Linked DNA regions of Homo sapiens: region 1 is linked to region 2. Evidence: chromatin contacts called from ENCODE Hi-C or POLR2A ChIA-PET data. All regions are on one chromosome and are shown on one strand. The core of a region is the stretch at or near the end of the contact, and the rest is flanking DNA. Distances in the headings are between cores, read along the strand shown. Region 1 holds the start of TIRAP-AS1 (TIRAP antisense RNA 1). Region 2 holds the start of TMEM218 (transmembrane protein 218).

What was found. Hi-C counts contacts between places; a loop is a spot of excess contacts on that map. ChIA-PET counts read pairs that join two places held with the same protein, here RNA polymerase II (POLR2A). Pooled maps may share reads with other maps.
Region 1: a map of naive thymus-derived CD4-positive, alpha-beta T cell shows a loop between it and region 2 (18-fold over the local background). The contact joins the promoter of TIRAP-AS1 here to the promoter of TMEM218 in region 2. A Hi-C loop is called at or near these places in 2 of 168 maps with a recorded cell type or tissue (both naive thymus-derived CD4-positive, alpha-beta T cell), 1 of 37 single-sample maps with no recorded cell type and 6 of 50 pooled maps. POLR2A ChIA-PET finds 5 or more read pairs at or near these places in 2 of 52 experiments (GM12878 and WTC11).

What each region holds. Positions count from the first base shown.
Region 1 is chr11:126,301,870-126,305,787 of GRCh38, forward strand. TIRAP-AS1 (TIRAP antisense RNA 1) reads right to left here and starts at 2,453. Exons shown (of 2, transcript NR_187388.1): 1 at 2,319-2,453. It overlaps DCPS (decapping enzyme, scavenger), which reads left to right and starts at 2,191. Exons shown (of 6, transcript NM_014026.6): 1 at 2,191-2,412. The coding sequence starts at 2,212. RefSeq lists a silencer at 2,149-2,278.
Region 2 is chr11:125,109,491-125,113,852 of GRCh38, forward strand. It overlaps TMEM218 (transmembrane protein 218), which reads right to left and starts at 2,136. Exons shown (of 5, transcript NM_001258244.2): 1 at 2,049-2,136. It also overlaps the pseudogene KRT18P59. RefSeq lists enhancers at 1,831-1,920, 2,276-3,188, 2,551-2,730 and a silencer at 2,391-2,460.

The DNA of each region.
Region 1 (3,918 bases), core at 1,203-3,702, 1.2 Mb after region 2:
CCTCGTTGTCTTGCTTAGAACTAATAGCCGCTGGCACATGGAAAATGGAGACCTGGAAAGGTTAAGAGACTTTTCCAAAGTTGCACAGCTAGTCAGTGTTGGGGCCCGACTTCATGGCTCTCAATTATGGGCTCTTTTTGTTAAAACATAGCTACTTTGGCAGGGTGCGGTGGCTCACGCCTGTAATGCCAGCTCTTTGGGAGGCCCAGGCGGGCGGATCACGAGGTCAGGAGTTCGAGACCAGCCTGGCCAACATGGTGAAACCCTGACTCTACTAAAAATACAAAAAATTAGCCGGGAGTGGTAGCAGCCGCCTGTAATACCAGCTACTCAGGAAGTTGAGGCAGGAGAATCGCTTGAACCTGGAGGCAGAGGTTGCAGTGAGCCGAGATCGCGCCATTGCACTCCAGCCTGGGGGACAGATCCTAAGTCTCTCCTAATAATGCTTTCTGCATCACACACACACACACACACACACACAAAGTAGTCCTTTTTTTTTTTTTTTTTTTTTGAGATGGAGTCTCGCTCTGTCACCCAGGCTGGAGTGCAGTGGCGCGATCTCAGCTAACTGCAAGCTCCGCCTCCCGGGTTCACGCCATTCTCCTGCCTCAGCCTCCCAAGTAGCTGGGACTACAGGCGCCCGCCACCACGCCTGGCTAATTTTTTTGTATCTTTAGTAGAGACGGAGTTTCACCACGTTAGCCAGGATGGTCTCGATCTCCTGACCTCGTGATCCGCCCACCTCGGCCTCCCAAAGTGCTGGGATTACAGGCATGAGCCACCGCGCCTGGCCTAAAGTAGTCTTTTATCCAACTCCTAATCTATATTTCTGGTAGAAGTAATCCAAAAATCAAACTAACACATGGTACACTTTGTTATTGACCAAAAACTGACTGTAAATTGCATCTTGTTGCTAACGTTGAGAATGGCAAAAACTGTCCCACACCCATGAGATCTGTCTGAAAACCTAAACTCAAATCACTGGCAAAATAAATGTGTGGCTGACTGAAGCGATGTAAGTACCAACTCTTTTTTTTTTTCTTTGAGACGTAGTCTCGCTCTGTCGCCAGGGTGGAGTGCAGTGGTGCGATCTCGGCTCACTACAATACTCCGCCCGCGTTCAAGCGATTTTCCTGCCTCAGCCTCCCGAGTAGCTGGGACTACAGGCGCGGGCCACCACGCCCGGGTAATTTTTGTATTTTTAGTAGAGACGGGGTTTCACCATGTTGGCCAGGATGGTCTCGGTATCTTAACCTCGTGATCCGTCCACCTCGACCTCTCGAAGTGCTGGAATTACAGGCGTGAGCCACCGCGCCTGTCCGTAAGTACCAACTCTTCACAAAATTTAGATCTGTTAAATAACACCAGTGAAAAACGGGCTAACCAGAAACAATGGTCACCAAAGAAACCCTCAACAGCAGAAGTTACAAGTAATAATTTTATATGGCAAAAAAAAAAAAAAAAAAAAAAAAAAAGAGAAACGAAACCCTGGGAGACGAATCATACTGCAAATCATATCCCTGGGTAGCAGGGCAGAAATACAGGTAAACAAAATAGAGAGGAGGGGGATGCCTCTAGCCCGGAAATAAGTGGGTGGTGGAGATGGTTCTTCTGGCCATATTCGTTTACCTTTTTTGTCAGCAGAAAAGTACTGAGTCTACAAAGTAAAAAACTGACCACGATGAAAATTTCTGCAAAGTAATTAAAATGGGAGAAAAATGGAAATGGCTTAAATACTCGGTATAAAAAATCGACCAAGGAATCAAATGGGCTCACGGATTTGCGTCAGAAACGTTGCTTCCCCGATAATTGGTCAACGTCGGTGTAACTATGATTAAAATGTCAGTATTCAAACAAGGGCTCCAACACTACCGTGGCCCAAGGGCGTCTTCGGCTCCCACCCCGGGGCGTGGGCCTGGGGGTCCCTCTTCACTGCGCAGCCACCTCTAGCCCGCCGCTTTCGGGACTCTCAGCCTTCTTTTCCCTTCCCTGAGGGCCGGCCGGCACCACAACGGGGCCAAAGGCAGTAACTCGGTTGAAAGGCGCGCCCTGGGACAGGTCAGCGGGCTCCGCCATGCGCGGCACGCATCCCGCAGGAGCGGGTGCCAGAGCAGGGTAGGCCGGGAGTTAGCAGCCCAGCCAGGCCGCTGGACTCGGGCTAGGGGCGGGGCCAGCGCAGGGGGCGCAGGCGCACACCGCCTCCGCGGCAGCATGGCGGACGCAGCTCCTCAACTAGGCAAGAGGAAGCGCGAATTGGACGTGGAGGAGGCCCACGCCGCCAGCACAGAGGAAAAGGAGGCAGGAGTTGGAAATGGTACCTGTGCTCCTGTCCGCTTACCGTTCTCCGGCTTCAGACTGCAGAAGGTGCTGAGGGAGTCTGCGCGGGACAAAATCATTTTCCTACACGGGAAGGTACCAGGAGGCAACCCTGAGGTGGGATGCGGGAAGCAGTGAACCAATCATCGCCTCGGAGGCAGATTTTTTTTTTTCGGATCTCGGCTGGAAAATACCAATCATTATCACTCCGGGGAGGCGGGAGTGCGCCACTAGAATGCATAGAGGGGCGGTGAAAGGCGGCAAGATTGCCTTTGAAATTAAGGCAATGAACACATCTAGCTCTAATTTTTCTAATGTCTCCACTAGAAATATCTACTGGGAGAGTGCATTGCAGATTAAAGATCACATGTTACATTCCCCAAGCCATTCATCATCCATTTATGTATACAGGGACTAGGAACCCAGTCAATGTTAGATGTCTCGCTCATCCCTGTCCGTGGAAACGACATGAGACTGTAGGAGATGTGATCTCTGCCTTACGCGACTTCAGCCGTAACAGGAGAACAATATATTATAATTGTTAATTCAGTTCTACGCACGCACTTTCATGCATGCCAGACACTAAACTAGGTACTGGGGATGTGGAGACGAAAGTTACCATCCCTGATCTTCAGGACTACGGAATATTTCTGGCGAGACAGATACACACAGCTTGCTCCAATACCAACGTGCTCAGCAATCTGGCAGGGGCTGAGGAGAGATGGAGACCATTCCAGGAACTAGTGAGGAGGCCTAGCCAGAGCAGATATGGGGGTTCCCCAGAAACTAGTGAGGAGGCCTAGCCAGGGCAGATAAGGGGGTTCCCTAGAACTACTAGCAGGAACTCTCACCTTTGGGAGGATCAGGGAACCTTGGCCTAGGCTTCCATGCCTCTGTGTGTATCTGGTTTTTAAATTTTTATTTATTTATTTATTTATTTTTGAGACGGAGTCTCTCCTCTCTGTCACCCAGGCTAGAGTGCAGTGATGTGATCTCGGCTCACTGCAACCTCTGCCTCCCGAGTTCAAGCTATTCTACCTGCCTCAGCCTGCCCAATAGCTGGGATTACAGGCCCCCGCCACCATGCCCAGCTAATTTTTGTATTTTTAGTAGAGATGGGGGTTTCACCATGTTGGCCAGGCTGGTCTCGAACTCCTGACCTCAGGTGATCCGCCTGCCTCTGCCTCCCAAAGTGCTGGGATTACAGGCGTGAGCCACCGCACCCGCCTTTTTTTTTTTTTTTTTTTTTTTTGAGATGGAGTTTCACTCTTCTTGTCCAGGCTGGAGTGCAATGGCACTATCTTGGCTCACTGCAACCTCCACTTTCTGGATTCAAGTGATTCTCCTGCCTCAGCCTCCCAAGTAGCTGGGATTACAGGCATCTGCCACCATGCCCAGCTAATTTTCGTATTTTTAGTAGAGACAGGGTTTCACCATGTTGGCCAGGCTGGTCTTGAACTCCTGACCTCAGGTGATCCACCCACCTCTGCCTCCCAAAGTGCTGGGATTATAGGCATGAGCGACTGCGCTGGGCCTTGTTTTTTGTTGTTTTTTGTTTGTTTGTTTGTTTGTTTTTGTTTCTTGTTTTCTGTTTTTTTGTAT
Region 2 (4,362 bases), core at 886-3,385:
TTAATATTTATTAATCTGATTGGTGGAACATAGATATTATACTACCCAATGTACTATTTTCTGTTTTTAAATTTTTCGTGATAATTTTTAATTTTTAAAAAGGTAATGGGCAGCAGGATGCATATGAATTGGGTGACCAGTTAGGAAACTATTGCAATTCTCCAGATAAGAGATGATGAGGGTCTGACCTCCAGTCTTAGCTGTGTCAAGGGAGAAGGTGTTAGAAATGACACAAGTTTCTAGCTTAGTTGACTGAGCTGATGGTACTGCTCTTAAGAAAACAACTATTTAAATTTAATTTGTGCTATTCTGGATATTACACAAATAACCCAGAAGACTTGGACCAACTCTAACAGTTAGAATAGAGGGCAAATGGTAGTTGAAGCTGGCTGGCGCCATTAGAAATGTTGCCCTTCAATCCCCCTTAGTAGCTTAAGAGTTCGTGAGACATTGGATTTATATATGGTATGGCTTTAAAGTAATAAGATAAATATTCCCAAGCTCTTTTAAGAATGGAGCTCATAATTTTATAAGCAAACTATACATTTTCTTACTAAGCATAGAAAAGAAGGGCTGGGTATAGTATAGAGTGCTGCTATAGAGGAAGAGAGAACATCTAGTCATTTTTATCTTATTTAAATGTGAGAATAATATCTGTGATAATTTCCCATATTAGAATAGCTAAATTATTGTTATTGAGTACAATACAATAAAATATAAAAACGGGTTCATGCCATCATTAAACCTTCTTTGAGAAGTGATGGCTTGGCCAACCCGATTTCAAGGGTAAGTCCATTTACTTAATATCTGTGGCATTTAAAGCAGGTAGACTGGAGTGAAAAAAAATAATTTAAATTTGAACAGTTCAGCAGCTGACAACAAAAGCAACTACAGGGCTAATGTTTTCCTTCTGTGCTCAATGCTGTGAGGTTTTTCTCTGAGAGAGTTTGTTCAAAACCTTTTAGATGTGTGTGTTCATTTAATGGTTGTTTCTACATACCCTTTCATCCAGCTGTCAGAGAAAATAGGAATAAATGGACTGATCCCTGCACAGGTAACCTAATGGATTAAAAATACGGTACTCATCACCAGGTTGATCATCATGAGCGAGAATACTAACTGCCATTATAAGATGACTTATAAGATGACTTACTATCTAAGACAAATGTGGATTCCTCAGAGGGTAATGTGGCCTAAGTGCTGCTGCTGGAGGGAGATATCTCACCCATCCCCCGATTTTCACACTGACTCAAGCCCTTGAAAGCAACAGAAAACAGTGGGTTACAAGGAGTGAAGTGCTCCTCTGGAAGAGTCCTTTTCACTTTGCTTTATAGCTGTTTTCCAAACCTTCAAAAATAACGGGGGGGGGGGGTTACTTTCACACTTTTATGTTTCTACTTTAAACACTTCACTATCTTTTGAATTTTAAAATATTAGAATAACGCCTCTACCTTTGTAATTAGATAAAATGCAAGCCTGGGGAAAAAATCAGTTGCCAAGCTCCCAAAATGCCACCGATGTAGCATCTGCTCTTAACACGTTGATAGAAAAAGGAGGATCAGTAAACCTAGGTCTCTTCCTTGCATCCCTCTCCTGGACGGTGTTGTGGGTTGGAAGCGCTGCAGAGCCTCGGTCTATCCGCTCTCTGGATCTCACAGCACTGCAGCCTGGGAACACCCCACTTGAACTCTAAGCTTCTCCCCAACCCTGTTGCAGATTCAAACTGGCGACAGGAAAACAATGCCCCCCATGTCTCGTCTTCAGAATGTGCACCTGGCCACCTCCCAGGAGCTAGAGAGGGATTAAGGTCTCGGTCATAAGAGATCTGAATCAGGCACTGACACTTCCTTTTCTTAAGAGCATGAAACAAAACAGTCCTTCCTTCTCTGCCTCCAATTAAGTATTTATTAGCCGGGCCTTGGGTCCAGATCAGCGGTAAGGGTGGTCTGCGAGGTCCGTGCACCGCCGTCCGCCCACGCCTTCTTCCAACCACCTCAGCCCGACCCTCCACTTTTCTCCCTTCCCCGCAGCCGCCCCGCTTTCCTCACCTCTGCCCCCTTCACCTGGATCCACTCTCCCCCAGGCTCTACTCACACCTCAGATTCCGGCGCGTTCCAGCCCACGGGGCTCTGGTTTACTTAGGGCGAATCACAAGTGGGCTTTCATTTAGGTGATTTAAGATTCACTAATCAGCGTTGCTCTTTCAACGGCCAACTTCTTCCTCATTAGCTTACGCCTAGCGCGGCTCCCGGCAACGCCGAGCGCGGTGGGTTGGCTCGTCACCCTTCGTTACGCCCTCCGATTGGTCGGTGCCTGTCAGCCTTTGGACCGACCTCAGTTCGGTTGGGTAGCAGCGGTCCGAGCTGCACTCCCCGCCCCCCCGCCACTCCACTGTCAATCACACCATCTCTCCGTAACTCATTGGGCCATTGGTCAGTCTAGCCTGAGGGCGGGTTGTTGGGCGGAAGAGAGAGACTTCTTCCGGCCTCACTCGCTGTCACCATAGAGATTGCCCATCCAGGCAGCGAAGCAGCAGGGCCAGGCAGCTCAGATCTCGAACTCCAGAGAACTGCACAGTCATCTAGACATCAATGCCTTTTCCGGGGCCTGATGAACATCTCAATCCCCAACCCACTAGCTCGAGTGGGGCGCAAGATGTGGTGGACAAGTCAGCTCAGGCCCGGTCATTAAGTGTCCCCAACAACCCTCCTGGAGGGAACTGAGGACGAAGCACCAGTTGTAATAACGGCACGCTTCATTTATCTTTATCTCGACTTGTTTTATTTGGTATTTAATTCTTCCATTAGCCTTGCGAAACAGACAAAGGCAAAGATCATTCTACCCACGGGACAGACTGGGGAAGAGGCCCAGGGTCCATCAAGTAAACCCTCTGCCGCCAGGCTGCTGGAACTGGAGCTGGCCCACGCTATTGGCAGACTGCTGTTACCTAACTGCCAACTAAAGCTTGCCATGACTTTGCTTTGAGGCTATGGCCTGTTAGACCAAAAGATGCATCAATCAGGACAACCAAAGGAAGTAGGACAGAGGCTGCGTGCTCCACCACTGAATCAAGAAGGGGAAACAAACAATAATCAATACCAAATTGGAGAGCTGCACCGTTTGAACCTTTGACCTTAAACAAAATTTTAAGAAATATCATGAAGCAACCTATTCAATCTTAGAGCACTGAATCTCTGATTTAAGGAATTCTCCTGAATCACAGCTTTATGAACCAAAAAGAAGAAGATGCTTGAATTTCATCAACTGCACGTCTCAAATTTATTCAACTTTCGAGGCTTCATTTACAATCACATAAAGTAACCAATGATTTGTTGTGCGTTTAGCAACTTAACATTACTTGGCCCAGTGAGAAGCTCTGTGGCTAAGAAATCCTTTATTTTGATGAATTCATTTCACTGGAACTGAGTGTTGACTGCAGCTATGTTCTGTTAGGAACTGCGAAGATATACAAGAAATGAGATGTGACTCCCATCTTAATAGCCCGTGGTTTTGTAATGTTAGGTCAACAACACATGAAACAAGTAGGAAACACTTTAAAGCAAGATATAACAATGGGCCAACCCTATTGTACAATTAATTTCTCCAAAATATAATAATACTTCATATTTGCAGAACATTTCGTAGTTTCCAGAGCACTTCTTCCCTTGTATTATTTGGGGGATATTTTGTTATGGCTGGAATTAATGTGTGTGTCTTTATCATAGAGCTAGAACTAATGCTGGGTCCTAGCATATGAGTAGGAACAGGAAAGGTGGAACAGAATCCAGGAGGAGAAAGTAGTTTGAGCAAAGAGGCCAAGGCAAGAATGAGCACTGAGTATCTGGAGAATAATATGGAGACAAATGATGGAAAGTAATGTGTAGACAAGCTGGTCAGAACTGGCTCTGAGACCTTAATATTTTGGAGGAAAGTGGTCAAAAGTTCAAAGTTTGAGATTGGAAAAGTTAACTTCCTTACACTTCTAATGATCATACTGGCTTCAGTTAAGCTATAAATTAAAAATGGGCATGGCTCAACAGAACTTGAGTCCTGTCCTCTCGCTTTTCTCCTTAGGCAGCATGAGCTTCACCATTTGCTTTACCACCTCCACCAACTACCAGTCCCTGCATTCCATCCAGCCACACAGCCACAGCGTCCAGTTCATCAGCAGCACAGCCAAAGTCTATGCAGTCCTCAGGGGCTTGGGCTCCCGGACCTCAGTGTCCTTCTCCACCAGCTTCTGGAGTGGCTGGGGGTCTGGAGGCCTGGCTGCAGGGATGCCAGGGGTCTGGAAGGAATGGGGTACATCCAGAATGAGAAGGATACCATGCAAGGCCTGAATGATTGCCTGGATTTCCTACC